Linked DNA regions of Homo sapiens: regions 1 and 2 are each linked to region 3. The links are chromatin loops, found by intact Hi-C in ENCODE. Cell type or tissue: endothelial cell of umbilical vein. All regions are shown on one strand. Each heading gives the region's core, and the rest is flanking DNA. Links, peaks and the distances in the headings are about the cores only.

Region 1 (6,261 bases), core at 658-5,657, 240 kb before region 3:
TGTAGTTCTCCTTGAAAAGACCTTTCATCTTCTTGGTTAAATGTATTCCTAGGTATTTTGTGTGTGTGCTGTTTGTTGTAAATGGGATTGAGTCTGGATTTGTTTCTCAGCTTGAACATTATTGGAGTATAAAAATGCCCTGATTTTTGTGTGTTAATTTTGTATCCTGAAACTTTACTGGAGTCAGTTAACAAATACTAGAGTCTTTTGAGTTTTTAAGTATAAGATCATGCCATCAGCGAACAGAGATAATTTGATTTCCCCTTTTCCTATTTGGGTGCTTTTTATTTCTCTCACTTCTCTGATTGCTCTGGCAAGAACTTCTGGTACCATGCTGAATAGGAGTGGTGAGAGTTGACATCCTTGCCTTATTCCAGTTCTTAGGGAGAATGCATGCAACCTTTCCACTTTCAGTAAGATGTTGGCTATAGGTTTGTCATAGATGGCTCTGATTACTTTGAGGTATGTTCTGTTGATGCCTAGTTGGTTGCAGGTTTTTATCATAAAGAAAATATTCTATTGAATGATTTTTCTGCCTCTACTAAGAAGATCATGTTTTCTGTTTTTAATTCTGTTTACGTGAATTTACACATATTGATTTTTTTACACATTTATTGATTTTTGTATATTGAACCACCTTTGCATCCCTATAATAATACTGGCTTGATCATGATATGTTATCTTATTTATGTGATGTTGGATTCAGTTTGCTAGTATTTTGTTAAGGACTTTTGCATCTATGCTCATCAGGGATATTGGCCTGTAGTTTTCCTTTTTTGTTGTGTCTTTTCCTGATTTTGGTACCAGGGTGATAGTGGTTTTGTAGATGAGTTAGAGAGCAATCCTTTCTCCTCAAATTTTTTTTGTTTTGTTTTTAGAATAGTTTTAGTAAGATTGGTACCAGCTCATCTTTGTTTGTCTGGTAAGGTTTGACTGTGAATCTCTCTGCTTCTGGATCTTTTGTTGTTGGAAGATTTTTTAAGATTACTGATTGCTTTTCTTTACATGTTCTTTGTTTAAATTTTCAAAGAACTAATTTTTTAATTTAATGATTCATTGCATCCTTATTTTCTCATTCCTTCTGCTAGCTTTAAGTTTTGTTTGTTCTTGTTTCTCTAGTTCCTTGAGGTATGACATTAGGTTGTAAATTTGACATCCTTTTAATCTTTTTTGATGTAGGCATTCAATGCTATAAACTTTTCTCATAGCACTGCTTTTGCTGTATCCTATAGGTTTTGGTATATTGTGTCTCTATTTTCACTCATATCAATTTTTTTTTATTTCTACCTAAATCTCATCATTTACCCAAAGCTTATTCAGGAGCAAGTTGCTTAATTTCCATGTATTTGTATAGTTTTAATTTTATTCTGATGTCATCCAAGATACTTCAAATAATTTTTATTTTTTGAATTTATTGAGGCTTGTATTATGACTAAGCATATAGATTATTGTGGAGAATATTTCACACATGGATAAGAAAAATGTATATTCTGATAAGAACAAATACTGTACTTGATCTTAGCCAAAAGGCTGGGAAGTAATAGAAAAATGTATATTCTGTGGTTGTTGGGTGCAATGTTCTGTAACTGTCTATTAGGTCCATTTGATCTAGAGTCCCGTTGAAGTCCAGAGTTTGTTGATTTTCTGCCTCAGTCATCTGTCTAGTGCTACCACTGAGGTGTTGAAGTCCCCTAATACTATTTTATTTCTCTCCATCTCTTTTCTCAGGTCTAGTAGTGTTTGTTTTATAAATCTGAGTGCTCTGGTGGTTGGCTCATACATATTTAGAATAATTATATCTTCTTGTTGAATTGAACTCTTTATCATTACGTAACAACTTTCTTTGCTTTATTTCACTATTGATTATTTAAAGTCTGTTTTAACTGTTATAACTATAGCTACTCCTGCTTTTTTCTGTTTGTTTGTTTTCTGTTTACATGGTATATCTTTGTCCACCCCTTCATTTTGAGTTTATGGGCCTTCACTTATTTTGCGGGTTTCTTGTGGACAGCAAGCAGTTGTATCTTGTTTTTTTAAATACAATTGACCTATCTATATCTTTAAGTGGAAAATTTAAGTCTTTTATGTTTAAGATTCATATTAATATGTAAGGTTTTCTTCCTGTCATAATGTTGTTACCTAGTTGGCTTTGTAATCTCAATGTGTAATTCCTTTATAGGATCTGTAAACTTTGTACTTACATGTGCTTTTATTATGGAAATCATTGTCCTTTCATTTCCATGTTTAGAACTCTTTTGAGCTTTTCTTGTAGGGCTGGTCTAGTGGTGATGAATTTGCCTTAGCATTTGCTTGTCTGAGAAAGACTTTATTTCTCCTTCATTTATGAAGCTTAGTTTGGCACTATATAAATTCTTGACTGGCATTTTTTTTTCTTTGAGAAGGCTGAAAATAGGCCCTCAATCTCTTCTGCCTTATAAAGCTTCTGCTGAGAAGTCCACTGTTAGTCTAATGAGATTTCCTTTATAGATTATTAGAGGCTCCCCTCTAGCTGCTTTTAGGATTTTTTTTTTCTTTCATCTTGACTTTGGATAGTCTGATGGCTATATGCCTTCATGAGATTCTTCCTGCAGAGAATCTTCCAAGTATTCTTTGAGCTTTTGTATCTTAATGTCTAGTTCTCTAGCTAGGCCAGGAGAGTTTTCTTGAATTATTCTGTCAAATATGTTTTCCAAAGTTTTTACTTTTTCTTCTCCCTCAGAAATGCCTTTTACTCATAGATTTGGTTGTTTTACATAATTCCATATTTCTTGAAGGCTTTGTTCATTATTAAACATTTCTTTATCTTTATTTTCGTCTGACTGGGCTAATTTGAATGACCAGTCTTCAAGTTCTGAAACTCTTCTGCTCAGTTTAGTCTACTCATAAAGCTTCCAACTATTTTTTGTAATATCATCAATAATTTTTTTATTTCCCAAAGTTCTGTTTTTTTAAAAAAACTATCCATGTCTTTAGTAAATTTTTCATTCATATCCTGAATTGTTTTCCTGATTTTTTGTGTTGATTTTCAACTTTTTCTTGGAACTCATTGAGATTTCCTACAATCCATATTTTGAACTTTTTCTCTTATTTCAGAGTTTTTATTTTGATTAGGATCCAAACTCATTTTTGATTAGGATCCATTGCTAGACATCTAATGTGATCCTTTGGGGATGTTGAAATGTTGTTTTTTGTTTGTTTGTTTGTTTGTTTGTTTGTACTGCAGGAGTTCTATGATGATTATTTCTCATCTGGAGAAGCTTGCTCTTCTTATTTTTGAATTTTCTTTTGTTTGGATGGGAATTTTTATTTATTTTTCCCCTTGAGGTGTGACTGTAATGTATGTTGTATATGATCACTTGGTTTCAATTCTGGATGCTTTCAAGGGGCCAAGGTTCTGGTATAAATTCCTTGGTTATAGATAGCTTTTCTATGTGTGGTGGCTTTCTCAAGTGCTGATTGTTGTAACAATGCATTGGGTATATGAACTGGCTCACTATTTTCTGTGGGGCTAAGAGCTGAGATCTCAGGAAGCGTATCTCATTCCCTAGCACTATGCCTTTCTGTAAGTGGGGTTTTTTTTTTTTTGATTATGCAGTTCAACTTTCAGTCCTGTAGGTGGCACTTACAAGTAAGAGCTGGCTCATTCCCAGATACCCCAATGATCAGTGGAAGCACCTACCCTGACTGGGGTGGTTGAGAGAGCACATGGTACAATGCTCTGAGGTATCCTCAGAGGTGGCAAGGAGGGGGCTGTATCAGTTCCCCATCCAATTCCCTATCACACCACTGTCCCAGAGCTTGCAGCCTTCAGTTCAGATAGACCCTGCCCTTTATCTCCAGGCTAAATGGAACTGAATTCTGCAGAAAATGCACATCCTGTGGCTACCCTGAATTGGCCTGGAGTGGAACCTCTTCCCTCAGCCCCAAACAACTCTGTGGCTGGCCAGCATTCAGCTGTAGGGATGCCATTACTCCACATAGGAAGAGGATGTTGAATCCTGCCCTTTGTGCAAGCCTGGGCTCGTGGGCACACTTTCAGTAGGGGTTTAGTAACCCCACATAGTCCTGGAGAAGCTATCTCCAGGTATACCCACTCCAATACCCAGTAGGAAAACCTGTGGCTGCATCCACAGCAGTGGATGGGGGGACAAGAGAAGACCCCCCACCTTCACATCTGTTCCTGGCCACTGGTGCTGCCTGTCTACTGAAGTAGAACAACATTCCTCCCTTTCAGAGATCAGCACTATGCCCTCATCTTCACTGGGATGGGCACAGTTACCTTCTGCTCACAAGCATGAGAGGGCTATCAGATGGGGAGAACACACAATCAGGTTTCCTTTGTCCTAAGGGGCACTTTGGCAGGCTGCATTGCCCCTTGCCCTATGGGTAGCTCATGCTAAGAGCCAGATCTTTGGGGATACCTCAGCTCCCCAGTCTTGCCAGTCTCCTGTGGTTGCCACAGTCAAAGTGGGCTCTAGGGAATGTTTGCAGGGGTTCTAGGATGGGAAGACATAACAGCTGATATTCTCCGGGCAGAATAGTGGCTGAAACTTTTAAAAGTCCTAGTTGATTCAAATAGAACTCTATTGGTGGCACAAATGTTACTTTTCTGACTATGTCTAGGACAAAGATGACAGTTTATGAGGGATTCATACAGAAAATTAAAGCATAATAGGTGACCAGCCCAGTACTGAATACTGAGAGCACCTGAACAAGAATGTTTCTAGCCTAACTTAAGTTTATGCAACCTGGAAAACAAAATTACTGATCTGAATTTCCAGTTGATGCTGAGATTCTGTCAGAAATTTATCTGTTCATGGTATGGAGTAAATTGTTCAATGACGGCCGGGCGTGGTGGCTCACGCCTGTAATCCCAGCACTCTGGGAGGCCAAGGCGGGTGGATCACGAGGTCAGGAGATCAAGACCATCCTGGCTAACATGTCTCTACTAAAAATACAAAAAATTAGCCGGGCATGGTGACAGGCTTCTGTAGTCCCAGCTACTCGGGAGGCTGAGGCAGGAGAATGGCGTGAACCCGGGAGGCAGAGCTTGCAGTGAGCCGAGATAGCGCCACTGCACTCCAGCCTGGGTGACAGAGCGAGACTCTGTCTCAAAAAAAAAAAAAAAAAAAAAAATTGTTCAATGTCATTAAACCATATGACTCTGTTGTTAAAGAAAACATCTCCTAAGGCAACACATTCAAAAATTAAGAAAAACAGGGATGATTTTTAGATGTCATTTTCAACAATTCTTTCATAGACATTTAAGATATATTTTATTTCCTAACACAAATAATGTGTTTCATTATTTGTTTGATAATCAGTTTAATCTTTGGCAACCTCCATTTCTGTAATTTATGACATCTGGTTAAAAAAAATCCCCAAGCAGCCAGGGAGCTTAGTCACAGATGTCAGCATGAAGTGGTAGTGAAAGCAAAGCGTTCTGACTTCAAAGGGTTAGGAAAGACTTGTAACAATGTAATAAAAAGAATAGATGCCACAGACATCATAAGTGTCAGAAAGAGCCAGAAACTCAGAAATGAAAATGTGGAGATAAATCAACATATGCTGGGTTTCAGTTTTCCAAGTTCCCTCCATCTTCAGCAACCATCCAGACACTAAGATGTGTTCTCATTCTTTATATCTGTGACCCAAATTAACTTTATCTCCAACAACCCCCTACTCATCCCTTCCTCCCACTCTACTCAAAACTTCCTTTCAATCAGTCAGAAAAGACTTTTACAACTTGAGAGTTTTATGAGTTGGGTTGTACTTTGTATTAATATTGTTCTCTTCCAAATTTATCCAGGAGTTTAGTATAAAAAATGTTATCAGGCATTTTTTAGGTCAGCCTCCATTGGTGTTGGCCCCATTCACAGGCTCTTTTTACAAAATAGACCCCGGTACATACAGGATGGCAAAGGCAAATGGTGATTGCTCTCTCCTCTGCATCCCTAGCAGTTCCTGGAAAAGGATTCTGGTTGGTCAAGGTTAGGTTTCATGCCATACCTTCAATTTGGGTCACTACTAGGGAGAGAAGGAACGTCTTGTAAAAGAAAAGAGGGAGGGAATTTGTTATCAGAAGAGCAAGAATGCTGGGCTTAGAAAAGCCAATTCCAAGAGACAATTTGAAAGAAAATTACTAGAAAGCTAGAGAACAGAGAGAGAACAGACTTTCCTTCAAGTGACTCAGATCCAAGGTCGGCAACAGGAGGATGCCGAAGTATTCTGTAAAACAGTGCTTTTTAAGAACCCTATTTT
Region 2 (6,261 bases), core at 906-5,905, 480 kb before region 3:
ATCATAGTGTACTTACACAATCCTAGATGGTGTAGCCTACTACACACCTACCCTATATGGTATAGCTTATTGCTCCTAGGCTCCAGGCCTGTACAGCATGTCACTGTACTGAATACTGTAGGCATTGTAATACAATGATAAGTATTTATTATCTAAACATAGAAAGTACAGTAAAAAATGGAATATTATAAGCTTATGGACCATTGCCATATATGCCATTTATCATGGACCAAAATGTCTATGCAAAATGCAAAATGCAGCACATGTCCAACATTCAAAAATGAAATTAATGGATCAAGGAAGAAGTCTTAGTAAAACTTTAGAATATTTTGAACTAAATGTAAATAAAAATACTACTTATCAAAATTTGTTGGAGCCAGCAAAACTAGTGCATAAAGGGAAATTCACAACGCTGATAACATGTATTGAAAAATAAGAAATACCTAAAATTGATCATCCAAGCTTAGGAAAATAGAGAAAGGAGAGCAATGCAAACCTAAGGCAAGTAAAAGAAGAGAAATAATAAAAATTAGAACTGAAATCAATGACATTAAAAATAGGAATTCACTAGAGAAAACAAAAATATAAGCTGGTTTGTTGAAAAGATCAATAGAATTAATAAACCTCTGGCTAGGCTAGCCAAGAATACAATAGGAAAGACACAAATAAAATATCAGAAATGAAAGAAAGGTCATCACTACTGATTCCATGAACATGAAAATGATAATAAAAAATATTATAAACAGGTTGAAGGTTCTTTGATAACTTAGTTGAAGTTCATCAATTCCTTGAAAGGAATAAACTACAAAATAGAGTTTTGTATTAGAAATAGATAACTTGAATAGACGTATACTTATTAAAGGTGTTAAAATAATAATCAATAACACTGCAAAAAAATAAAGCAAGGCTGATTTCTCTGGTAAGTTCTACCAAACATTTAAGGAAGAAAATATACAAATTCTCTACAATCTCTTCAAAAAAAAAGAGAAGCAGGTGAAACACTTCCTTACTCATTTCTTAAGACCAATATTATCATATCAAAACTAGATAAGGGCATTACAAGAAAGGAAAACAGCATTGAAATATCTCTCATGAACATGGATATAAATATTCTCAATAAAATATTAAGAAATTAAAACCAAAAACAATTTTAAAAATTATACACCATGACCAAGTGGATTTACTGCAGGTATTCACGACTGGACTGGATTGACATTTGAAAATTAATTAATATAACCTATCATATCAACAATCTAAAGAAGTAAAAAGAATATGATAATATTATTAAACACAGAAAATGTGCTTGACAAAATCTAACATTCATTCATGATAAAAACTGTCAGCAAACTAGGAAGAGAGGAGAACTTTCTCAACTTGGTAAAGAGCACCTAAAAAAACTTACAGCTAGCATTATACTTAATGGTGAGAAACTCTAAGTTTTTCCAAGATCAGGAAGCATGCAAGAATGTTCCCTTTCACCACTACTTTTCAAAATTATACTGGAAGTTCTTGTTAATGCAATAAGACATGCAAAGAAATTAAAATGTACACAGATTGGGAAAGAAGAAATAAAACTGTTTTTGCATATAACATGGCTGTCTATGCATAAAATCCAAAAGAAGCAACAAAATCTTCTAAAACTGTAGATTTAATATAACCATAATCAAAATCTCAGCAAGCTATTTTGTGGCTATTGACAAACTGCTTCTAAAATGTATAGGGAGAGGCAAAAGATCCAGAACAGCAAACATAAAAGTGAAGGAAAAGAACAAAGTTGGAGGACTAACACTACCCAACTTCAAGACTTACTGTAAAATTACAGTAACAAAGACAGTGTGGTACTCATGAAAGAATAAACAAATAGATCAAGAGAATAGAACAGAAAACCCAGCAACAGACCCACATAAATATGGTCAACTGATCTTTGACAAATGAACAAAGGCAATACAAAAGAGAAAGATAGTGTTTTTCAAGAAATGGTTCTGGAGCAACTGGACATCCAAATGCAAAAAAAAAAGATTCTAGCTGCACTTACAGACCTATTAGGATGGTCAAAATCAGAACACTGACACTACCAAATGCTGATGAAATTGTGAAGCAACAGGAGCTCTCATTCATTGCTGATGGGAATGCAAAATGATACATCCACTTTTTAAGACAGTTTGTTAGTTTCTTACAAAATTAAAACATACTCGCAGCATACAATCCAACAATTTTGTTCCCTGATATTTACCCAAAGGAATTGAAAAGTTATGTTCACATAAAAACCTGCACATGGTTGTTTATAGCAGTCTTATTCATGATTGCCAAAACTTGTTCAGTGTATGAATGAATGAACTGGTACATCAGACAGTATAATATAACACGGCACTAAAAAGAAATGTGTTATCAAGCCATGAAAAGACATGGAGGAAGCATAAATGTATATTATTTAGTGAAAAAGCCAATCTGAACATATTACATACCATAAAATTCCAAGTATATGACGTCCTGGAAGAGGCAAAGCTATGGAGTCCAAGGATCAGTACTTGCCATGGTTTAGTATGGAAGGGAGGAATGAATAGGTGGAGCACAGGATTTTTAGAACAGTGAACTACTCAGTCTAATACTATAAGAGTGGATACATGTCATTATACATTTGTCCAGAGACATAAAATATATCACACCAAAAGTGAACCCTAATGTAAACTATGGACTTTAGATGATAATGATGTGTCAATGTAGGTTCATCAGTTCTAACAAATGTACAATGCTAGTGGGTAATATTCATCACTGGGGAGGCTCTGCCTGTGTGTGGTACTGTAAGCCAGGCCTGAAGCCTGTGTCAGCCTCCTAATAGGACCAATGGGAAGAAATACAACAATAGTAATGCTACAATGAGTGGATACATCCACGAAGGGCCCTATTAAACACCTGTGTTTATGCCCATAGGCTGCTGTTCCTGCTACCCATGGCAGCTGGTAATGTCTTCCTGTACTGGGCTGCAACTACAGCTGCAGTCAGCAACCAGTCCGATTGTTGGGAATGTGAATACCTACCCTGTCAGATGGTAATGGTATGCGTTGGAAAATTCTGCCTTTCTCACAATAAAACTAGAGTGGCTTGTTCAACAGCACAGATAATGCAACCCAGACTCATTGGAGATTGCATCGACCTGGATCAATTGCCAACATGACAGAGACCCAACAACATGCACCCTTATAGGTGCTACCTGTTGCACCTATGTCCCTGATGAAGAAAGTAATGTCACAAATGCTTTAAATCATTTGTCAATTCAAACCCATGATATAGCCCAATTAGGTTTCTTTGACTCACTCGCAAATTGGTTATACACCTTACCTACTCACTGCAGTTATGTTTTGCTAATAGGTATCATAATTGTCATTAGCTTCTGGTTTTTATTCTGTTGTGTATACTGTAGATGTTTCCTGTATGCACAAGCCATGGCTATACCTTATAGGGCTGTATACTTCTTCCCCTCACACCCAACTCAGGGACTCTTGTACAAGATTGATAGAAAGAATATAAGAGCTAAGGTATAAGGTAGATTGCAGTGTTATGGGTCCCCCACCAGGTTACTTAAGGGTGTATATCTGCTGCTTGAACCTTGAATATTGGGAAGTGAGCAAGGCCATGATACTGGGAGGTGAGCCAAGGCCACGGTGCCCAGCCAAACAGCAGCTGTCCCTGAGAACCCAAACATCCCAGAGCATAGCTGGGAACATACCAAGGAAAACAGTTTAATTGCACATACATATACAGTAGGCAAAGAGCCAGAAAATTGCTTAAAAGCAGCTTAGAGATGAGAAATGGGGCAGATCTTCAGAGCTGTCCTGCTACCACCTGGGGGTGCCCCACATGTAAGTCCTAATAAATTCACCTACTTGCCAAGCTGGACTTGTCTGCACCATTCTTTGGTCTCTCAGCTCCTTCCCAGTTTGGAGGGAAGGTTATGATCCCGTTTTCTCATAACAGGTGAAACCTTGATGCTCTATGGGAAGAGTGAACATCATTTTATTGATCAAACTGCAGAATAGTAGAAAGACAGCATTGCCTGACGCTTAGGTGGTTTACCACTACATGATACTAAAGTATTTGATAGAAGAGATGGTAAAGGCATCTTTTTCATCTTCTTTGCTTGATACAGAGGGTTGATACAGGTTGAAAAAAAATCTCTAGATGGTACTAGGTAAATTTATTATACTAAATGTGAATTTTTAGAAATAGAACTTTTTCCTTCTGAAGGCAACCATGAGGTGGTAGGGAATCTTCTTTTCTGTCAATCAGATCTCAGGAAAGAATAGACAACTGAATAGATTGAAAATAACCCACATTCTACATATCTTCTGTTAATTTCTAAGAGAAGATGAGATATATGCCCTCTTGTGGTAGGAAGTAAAGAGAAAAAAGGGTAAAAGTTTTTCAAATCTTTATTCCGATTTAACCTGGCATTGAGTCATCTGTAGAATATTCAGACATTCTATGGGAAAAAATTATTTTTTGAATTTGTAACATAAAAAATCATAAGTGAATAATGACTTAGAAGAACAGTATGGTCCAAAATATACTTATTTCAAAATGCTCAATAAAACATGTCTATTTATTCACTCTGCAAATCACTATCAACTTCCAGTTGGATATTGGTTATGCTATCATCCCCTCCTTCCTCCGTTCCAGTATCTTACCACAACAGAAAACAATCACAACTATATCTCATCTTGGATGTGCTCCTCTTAGAACACATTTACTTTCTAGAATCCATTTCCTACTCTGGCTAATATTAGTGGCTCTGGTTTCTTTAACACTCCTTAGATGAATTTTGCCTTAACTGGACACATACACCCACAGAAATAAGCTGTTCTGTATATATTTCTAAAGTAGCTACAGAGATCAAGATTTAAAAATCCTAACTACAGATAAAGTAATAATGAGAGTAGTAATTATAGTCAAATTACCTTTCTCTGGACTTGGTCACACTAAACACTTATTGGATGCTATAATTTTACATTTAAATATGATCCCAAAGAAGAATTTATGTATATTTAGAACTTTGAATCAATTATGCCCTAATTTTGAAAAATTATCTGGAACCTTTTGGTTGAGTCCCTCCTTTGACTGAGTTTTCCTTTTTTTTTTTTTTCACCAACTCTACTGTCTGAATGGACATCTTGGATCTTTACTGCTTCTCAAATTCAAAAGAGGGAGAAGTTAGAAGTGAAAATAACATTTACTGAGTGCTTCTGATACTTCAGGAAAGTGCTGGTCACTTTGCATACATTTTGTCATTTAATCCTTTCAACAAATATACAAAGTAAATATAATTTTCCCTGTTTTAAAAGAAGAAAAGGAAAATCCAAGAGGTTAAAGAGCTTGCCCAAGTTTCTCATAGCTGATAAGTAATAAAGCAGAGAGCCAAGATTGAAACTGTGTCCATGCCCTTCCCAATAAAATGTTTCTTTTTCCAAAACCGACTATTTTTGATTCTTCCAAAATGTATCTTTCCATCTTTCTTAGATTAGTTAATAATACTGACTAATACTAATACTGACTAATACTAGTATTATGTGGGGTGGCTCACACCTATAATCCCAGAACTTTGGGAGGCGAAGGCAGAAGGATTGCTTGAGGCCAGGAATTGGAGACCAGCCTGGGCAACATAGTAAAACCCCACCTTTAAAAATAATAATAATAAATTAAAATTACTATTATTTAATGTTAGTTTATATAATTTGATATATGTAATATATGTAATATAGTTATATATTATATAGTTTTATATTAGTATTAATACTGTTAGTTAATAATGCTATTCATTGTATTTCTCAAAATAAAAAATGAATTATTTGCCACTCTTCCTTTTTCATTATGGCTCCTCCTTTCTTGCTTCCGCATTGGTCACTATATTTTGTCAAGTCCACTGTCTTCAAACAGTTCTTGCATCCCACCTGTCTTGCCTGTCACCACAGTCAAGGCTCTTATACTGCCTATTGACTAGTAACTGATATTCCTGTCATTACTGTTTTCTGGAAAGAGTCAATTCCCTTTCATTGTTACCAAAGTGATCTTTCTAGTACATGCCCCTAGCCATTTCCTTTTCAGGTTAAGTGGTACGCCGGGCCCTTATCAATGTGGTCCAACCCTCATTCTGAATCTCATCTCCTGCCCCATGGGACTTCTTACCCTGCCTCACACTCACTATACGCATGATGTTGCCTTTAACTAGAACATTCTTCTTCCCCTTATCCTCCCAGAGTCTTTGAC
Region 3 (6,261 bases), core at 435-5,434:
TAATAATATACTCTGTCAAATGGTGACAACGTTTAAGTGTTATAGAGAAAAAAAGAGGATGAAGGGAAATAAAAATAGTACCACTGGGAAAGATGAGTAGTGATATTGATGACATTTAAGTGGATATTTAAGCAGAAACCCAAAGTAATAAAAAATCAAGTGTAAAGCCCTGAAATTGGATCACCATATTTACAAAAGGGGTATGGGACATGAATATAGAAGTTAAAATGAATATAAAGAATTACAACTTGAAAACCTTTGCACAGGCCAGTGTATACTAGATACAATAGGGAATACAAAGATGATGTGGAAACTGTGGCTTCAAGGGTAAAATTACTAAGAGTACAAAGTATCACAGTGGTTAAGAGGATAAAGAGAGGTCCAAGGTAGATTTCAGTATTTTTTCAATTAGAATTTAAAATACATTACATTCATTCACTTACTTATTTCTTCAATATACTCATACTAAACACCTACTGTAAACTAGGAATCATTTTAGGAAATGAAGATCAAAAAATGGAGAAAAAGTTACCTACCCTAAGGAAGGTCACGTTCTATTGTGAGAAAGCAATAAACAAAAGAAAAATGTAAACTATGTATTTTCAGGTTAGAAATGAGTATTTTCAGAAATGCAAGTTAAAGGTATAGAAAACAACATTACTCTGTTTTTGTTTCGCTCAAATGGTGAACTAGCTTGACCTGTTGGTCCTTTCCCCAAAAATCAACCCTAGAAAAAGGTAAGTAAGAGGGAAAAATAGTTTCTAAGACACTTTTTGTAAAAAAAAAAAAAAAAACACACACACACACAAAACCTTAGCATTTCGAGGTTATTTTAAGCATGTGTGGTTCTGTGAGTGTTATGAGGGATTACATTTAAGGCAGAAGACAAGAGTGGGAATTTTTTTTTTTAACTTTTGTTTTATCCTCTCCTGACTGCTTTGGGTAGATCACTCTCTACTCTGTTACTGCAGAAATCCACAGCTACAATGGCTAGTGGGTGTTCCAGAGGTAAAAGCAGAGCACTTCAGAAGTCTTGATGGGGTAAGAGGTAGATATTTTTTAAAAGGTACAAACCAACCAATCACTCCTAGGCAGTAACTTCTACAGAGCTACCATTTAAATGCAGAGGGATGGTGGACTGGCCTCTTAATGCTGATTCTCTTAAAGAAAACAGAGAGTGTGCCTAGTAGCACTGGTAGGAACAACAGTGATCCACAGCAGCTCTGCGGAACCTGGAACTTTATATCCTGGTTTATAATTCCTTTCATCCCTTCAGACTCACAGGATGAACAAAGAGTGGCCCTGGCCTTTCCCTTTAACAGGCACAGTAGTTTATAACTTTAGAAGAACATGTGCTTGAGCTCACAAGCCAAAACAACTCAATATCTGAAGGATACAACAATCATAAAACAGAGAGAACAAACATAATAACATATACTACTAAATCAGAATTACTTAAAGAGACAGACCAAGAATTTCAAATAATTCTTTTTTTTTGTTTTGAGATGGATTCTGTCTCCCAGGCTGGAGTGCGGTGGCGTGATCTCGACTCACTGCTACCTCCGCCTCCCAGGTTCAAGCGATTCTCCTGCCTCATTCTTCCGGGTAGGTGGGACTGCAGGTGCCTGCCACTACGCCTGGCTAATTTTTGTATTGTTAGTAGAGACAGGATTTCACCACAATGGCCCAGGCTGGTCTCAAACTCCTGACAATGTGATCCGCCCACCTCAGCCTCCCAAAGTGCTGGGATTACAGACGTGAACCACTGCACCCAGCCCAAATAAGTAATTCTTAAGGAAATACAGCAAGATATTAGAATTGTAAAGAATAAGAAATCATTAAAAAGCACCAAGTACAAGTATTTGGAACAAAAGATATAATATGGTGAAAAGCTATTTCAGTTAGAACAGGGAAGGCTTTTCTAAGACAGAAATACTTAAGCTGAGGCCTGATAATATAGAATAGTGTATAAATGAGACTACTACATAAAGATCTAAGGGAAGAAAATTCAATAATGGGAAATGCAGGTATAAAGGTGGGTGCTCTGCCTGTTTGGGAACAGCAAGAAGGTCTATCTAGCTATAGTGAAGACAGCTAGGGCAAGAATGGCAGAAGATATGATTAGACAGGTAATTGAGAGCCTGATTATAATCCTGTAGGCCACAGTATTTTCTAACTTTACCATTCAGGCTTTGGTGAGGATGGTACTTAAAGAGGATACTGGTCTGCAATTCCATATTAGTTACAAAAGTACCTCCTACTACATGATGCACTGCACAGGTAGGGGACTATTATTATGCACATTTAACAGATAAAGAAATGTTAAGCACAGAGAGGTTAATTTGCCTGATGTGTTACGGTGAATGGAACTAGTAAATAAACAGTGGAGCTAGAATTTGAAACCAGACTCTTTAGTCCATGCTTTTAAGTACTATGCTATGCTGCCACTCAAATTGTTTTAAGAAGGCATTATGCAGAGCAGCAAAGGCAAACCTACTATTACAAATCCAGAACACTCTTAAGATGTTTGGCTAAATCATGTGTTTCTTGAACCTCAGTTTCCACACATAAAACTAGTCTTCTTGTCATGAGTACCTTGGAACTACAGTGAGAAAATCTGCCCCTTCCCCAAGAACTTAAAGGTTTGTGCCCACTGTGCCCACACTTGAAAAAAATCATTTTTATTGCCTAGAACTTGTTTTCTGATAATGCCAGGAATCATTAAGAGTAATGAGCTAATGTATTCGAAGCACTTTCCAGGGTAGGTCACAAGGTAGGAGCTCAATAAATAGCTATGATCAACACACAATAAAAGTTATATTCTAGGAGGCTTTTAACCTTACCTAAACAATATGACAGTCTACCAGGTGTTATTTATCCAAAGACAACTGAAATACTGGAATCTATATCATTAATAGATAACAGAAGATGGAACTAGGACTAACTCTAAAACTCTTCTATTCTAAGGTTATTTGGTTTTTAAAATTAGATCATATAAAATCTATTAGCTCAAGATAAAAATATAAATTATACACAAACTTCCTAAATACTAGCAATGTTACATATTTCATATTTTCACATATGCTAAAGTAAAACAATACATAAAGATAAATCCCAAATGTGGTATATAATGTGTTATAAGAAGCACTTGGAGTAAATAAAAATTCCTTAATCAAGTTTTAGCACTATTAAAAAAAAATCAAATGTGAGACATGTACTTATGGAATTGTCTGGTCCTTTTGATCTGGTATATGACAAAAAAGCTGCTAGAAAAAAGATAGATGACAAAAGTTCTGCTCTTCCAACAACTCCTGTTACCTAGAAAGGAAAAATGAAGGGGGTTCATATTAATAAAGAATATCTTGAAAAATTACTATATATAATGGTAAAAATACTTTAATTTCCGTAACTTTTCAAGTGCACATTTGTTTCTTAAACATTCTTTGGGTGCCCTCAGGTGGTGAATTTGTGAATCTTACATAAATAGACATTTATTAGTGACTCTTAACAGTTTATACTTTTTTAAATTTATTTTGAAATAATAATAAGACTTATAGGAAGTTTCAAAACTAGTAAAGAGAGATCTTGCGTACTCTTTATCCAGCTTTCTCCAATGGTAACCACGTAAATATGGTAGAATATCTAGAACTTAAGTACTTCTTACATATTTTCTTAAAATACGAATGTTCTTAATATACAAAGGCACCATAAATTCAAAAAGTTACATCTCATAATAAATCTGAAAAATAAAGTTTAAAAAGACAATAAACTTTAAATAGTCCTTAGAAATCTTGTTCATTAAAAAAAGTGACCGAAGAACTGTATTCATGTATATATTTCTAAACAGATTTTATATTATTGAATGAAAAATGTTTATGTTTCAAAAATGTTAAATTTAAAAATTTTACACAGTAGGAAGTTATACTTTGCATACTAGGAAGTTAAGAATTAACTGTACGAATTTAAGAGTCTTCAAATATTTGGATTAAAGTCAGGGTTAATTTTTTTTTTTCTTAAAAATATATACCATTATAATCACTGTGCAGGATTTGTAAAAAAGGAAAAAGAAAAAAAGTCAGTTCATAGTTTTACTTACTGCTTCTGTGTGTATTGGGTGCACTGCAAAAAGTAAAGAAGCAATCACACTACTCTTGTTGTCCAGAAAAAGTTTGCATACTTTGAGAAATATCACACTAACCACAGCATGAAAAATCATATTCAGGAGATGATATGACATTGGTTTTAGTTCACTTAACAAATAATTTAAGCGAAATGTCAATACTGTTAAGGGACGGTAAGACTTGTGGCTTCTCTCCTACAAGGAAAAAACGATCAGTGATTATTAAAGTACCTTGGTCCAACAGGGTACAAAAGCTCATCACTGCATTTACCATTAAAGATATTAATATCTACATTTTACTGAGAAATAACAATAAAATATGAAATGTCGTAAGAGTAACACAAAAATAAAATACAGTTTTATAATCTGTGTTTTTCTATTTCCTTAGGCCACAAACAAGGTTAATTTCCTCCTGGATATACAGTGGTCAGAGAACTAACAGTAAAAGGACATTTGACAATTAATTCCTCTTCAATATAACAATTTTAAAAAAAGACAATGCCGGCATTGGTCAAGTTAGAGCACAGGATTCTCTCCAAAGCCTGCCTCCATATCTATCAGCAATACAAAAGTTCATGTAACTACTGGCTAGATCTTCAAAAGGAAATGTAAGAACAGAATGCTTACCAGTTCAATTAAAATAGTGATGACTCAAAAAGGTACTGTCTAGCTGTTTTATGAAAAACATCTCCATAATGTGTAAATCTGAATATATTAAACTAGGAATTCCCAAATTACAGAGAGTAATACAAGAGTAAAAACTTTCTTAGAATATGCAAATAGACACCATTCTTGTGGTATTCTCCTTTGGTAATAAATAAAATTTCATGTAAAGTACTGAATCTCTTTTTAAATTATAAGTTACATTTAATCAGAAATACTTCTTTCCCTAACACAAAACCAAACCAGATTTAAGAATAAAACACACAGTTCGAATATATATAAAATATTAATAAAGTTATTTTTTGTAGTTTTATACAAAGGGCATTGACATAGTTTGGATGTTTGTCCCCTCCAAATCTCATGCTGAAATATGAGGAGGTTGAAATGTTGAAGGTTGGGCCTGGTGGGAGATGTTTGGGTCATTGGGGTTGGGTCCTTTATGAATGGTTTGGTGTCTTCCCCACTGTAATGAGTTCATGTGAAAGCTGGTTGCTTAAAAGAGCCTGGAACCTCCTCTCCTCCCTCTTGCTCCCCCTCTCACCATGTGATACACCTGCTCCCCCTTCACCTTCTACAGGTAGTAAAACTTTCAAGGCCTCACCAGAAGCCAAGAAGACGCTGTTGCCATGCTTGTACAGTGTGCAGATCCATATGCCAAATAAACATATTTTCCTTATAAATTACCAGGTATTCCTTTATACTAACGCAAAACAGACTAATATACGCATCCATATTCAGCTTCTTTGCTCTTCTACTTCCTATCATATTTTGCTGTAACTTTCTGGCACACAAGTAGACTTAAGCCTGTTCATCCTTAGTAGGGAACATTAGGAAACACAAAGAATAAATCTTTCTCATCTTGAAATTAGGAACATTTTAGTATCTCTGTACTGACTATATACTCCATAATGTACTATCTACTTAGAATGTTCTTTCCTGCTTGCCTAATTCCTTTACATCCTTCAAATTTCATCTCAGGCATATAAAGCTATTTTTAAGGCACTGTACTGAACTGACATGATTTGTACTAGAAAGTAGAAAAGGACTCTAGAAACCCTTCGAGTACCTGAAATGTCACTGTGGCTACAATGGAACATATATTCTAGGTGAAAGGATGTACTCAGAAAGTAGAAGGGAATATGTATTTTGAATTGCAGTATACATAATTGTTCAGTTAGGACTATTAGACATACATATACTATAGGTGATGACCAACTAACAGACAGACCAATTATTAACATAATTATTCACATAACTCATTAGGGATCTATTTCAGATTCCACTGTGACAAATCATCATCAGCCTATTAGATACTAAGTTTACTTTGTGAAAACACCTAGGGCCATTATGAATAAAACAATTCAGATCATTATTACTTTCGGGCATATTAAAGAAAAAATTACTCATGATATTAGTTGGCAATAAAAATACACAACAGTGTAATGAATGATTAAGCTAACAGTTCCCTGTTAATGTGA

The links. A loop is a pair of places that touch in the nucleus more often than their neighbours do. Peaks named below come from ENCODE experiments on the same cell type or tissue, not always from the same donor. Only the 100,000 strongest peaks of a DNase experiment are listed, where the experiment ranks them.
Region 1: a loop joins it to region 3, with 11 times the contacts of the local background. A loop is called at or near these places in 13 of 110 quality-filtered maps.
Region 2: a loop joins it to region 3, with 8 times the contacts of the local background. A loop is called at or near these places in 6 of 110 quality-filtered maps.

Annotation. Positions count from the first base shown.
Region 1 is chr12:88,390,944-88,397,204 of GRCh38, reverse strand. The region is part of intron 1 of LOC124902978 (a long non-coding RNA gene); the gene reads left to right. Among named protein-coding and RNA genes, the nearest start is that of KITLG, 190 kb to the left of the region's middle. In endothelial cell of umbilical vein, for the core only: a CTCF peak has its summit at 3,636 (motif pointing right); DNase peaks (open chromatin) are centred at 3,584 and 5,394.
Region 2 is chr12:88,631,631-88,637,891 of GRCh38, reverse strand. No RefSeq gene overlaps it. Among named protein-coding and RNA genes, the nearest start is that of KITLG, 54 kb to the right of the region's middle. In endothelial cell of umbilical vein, for the core only: no CTCF peak of the experiment used is centred there; a DNase peak (open chromatin) is centred at 3,651.
Region 3 is chr12:88,151,345-88,157,605 of GRCh38, reverse strand. It overlaps TMTC3 (transmembrane O-mannosyltransferase targeting cadherins 3), which reads right to left. Exons shown (of 14, transcript NM_181783.4): 3 at 4,097-4,315; 4 at 3,219-3,318. Among named protein-coding and RNA genes, the nearest start is that of TMTC3, 12 kb to the right of the region's middle. In endothelial cell of umbilical vein, for the core only: no CTCF peak of the experiment used is centred there; a DNase peak (open chromatin) is centred at 3,455.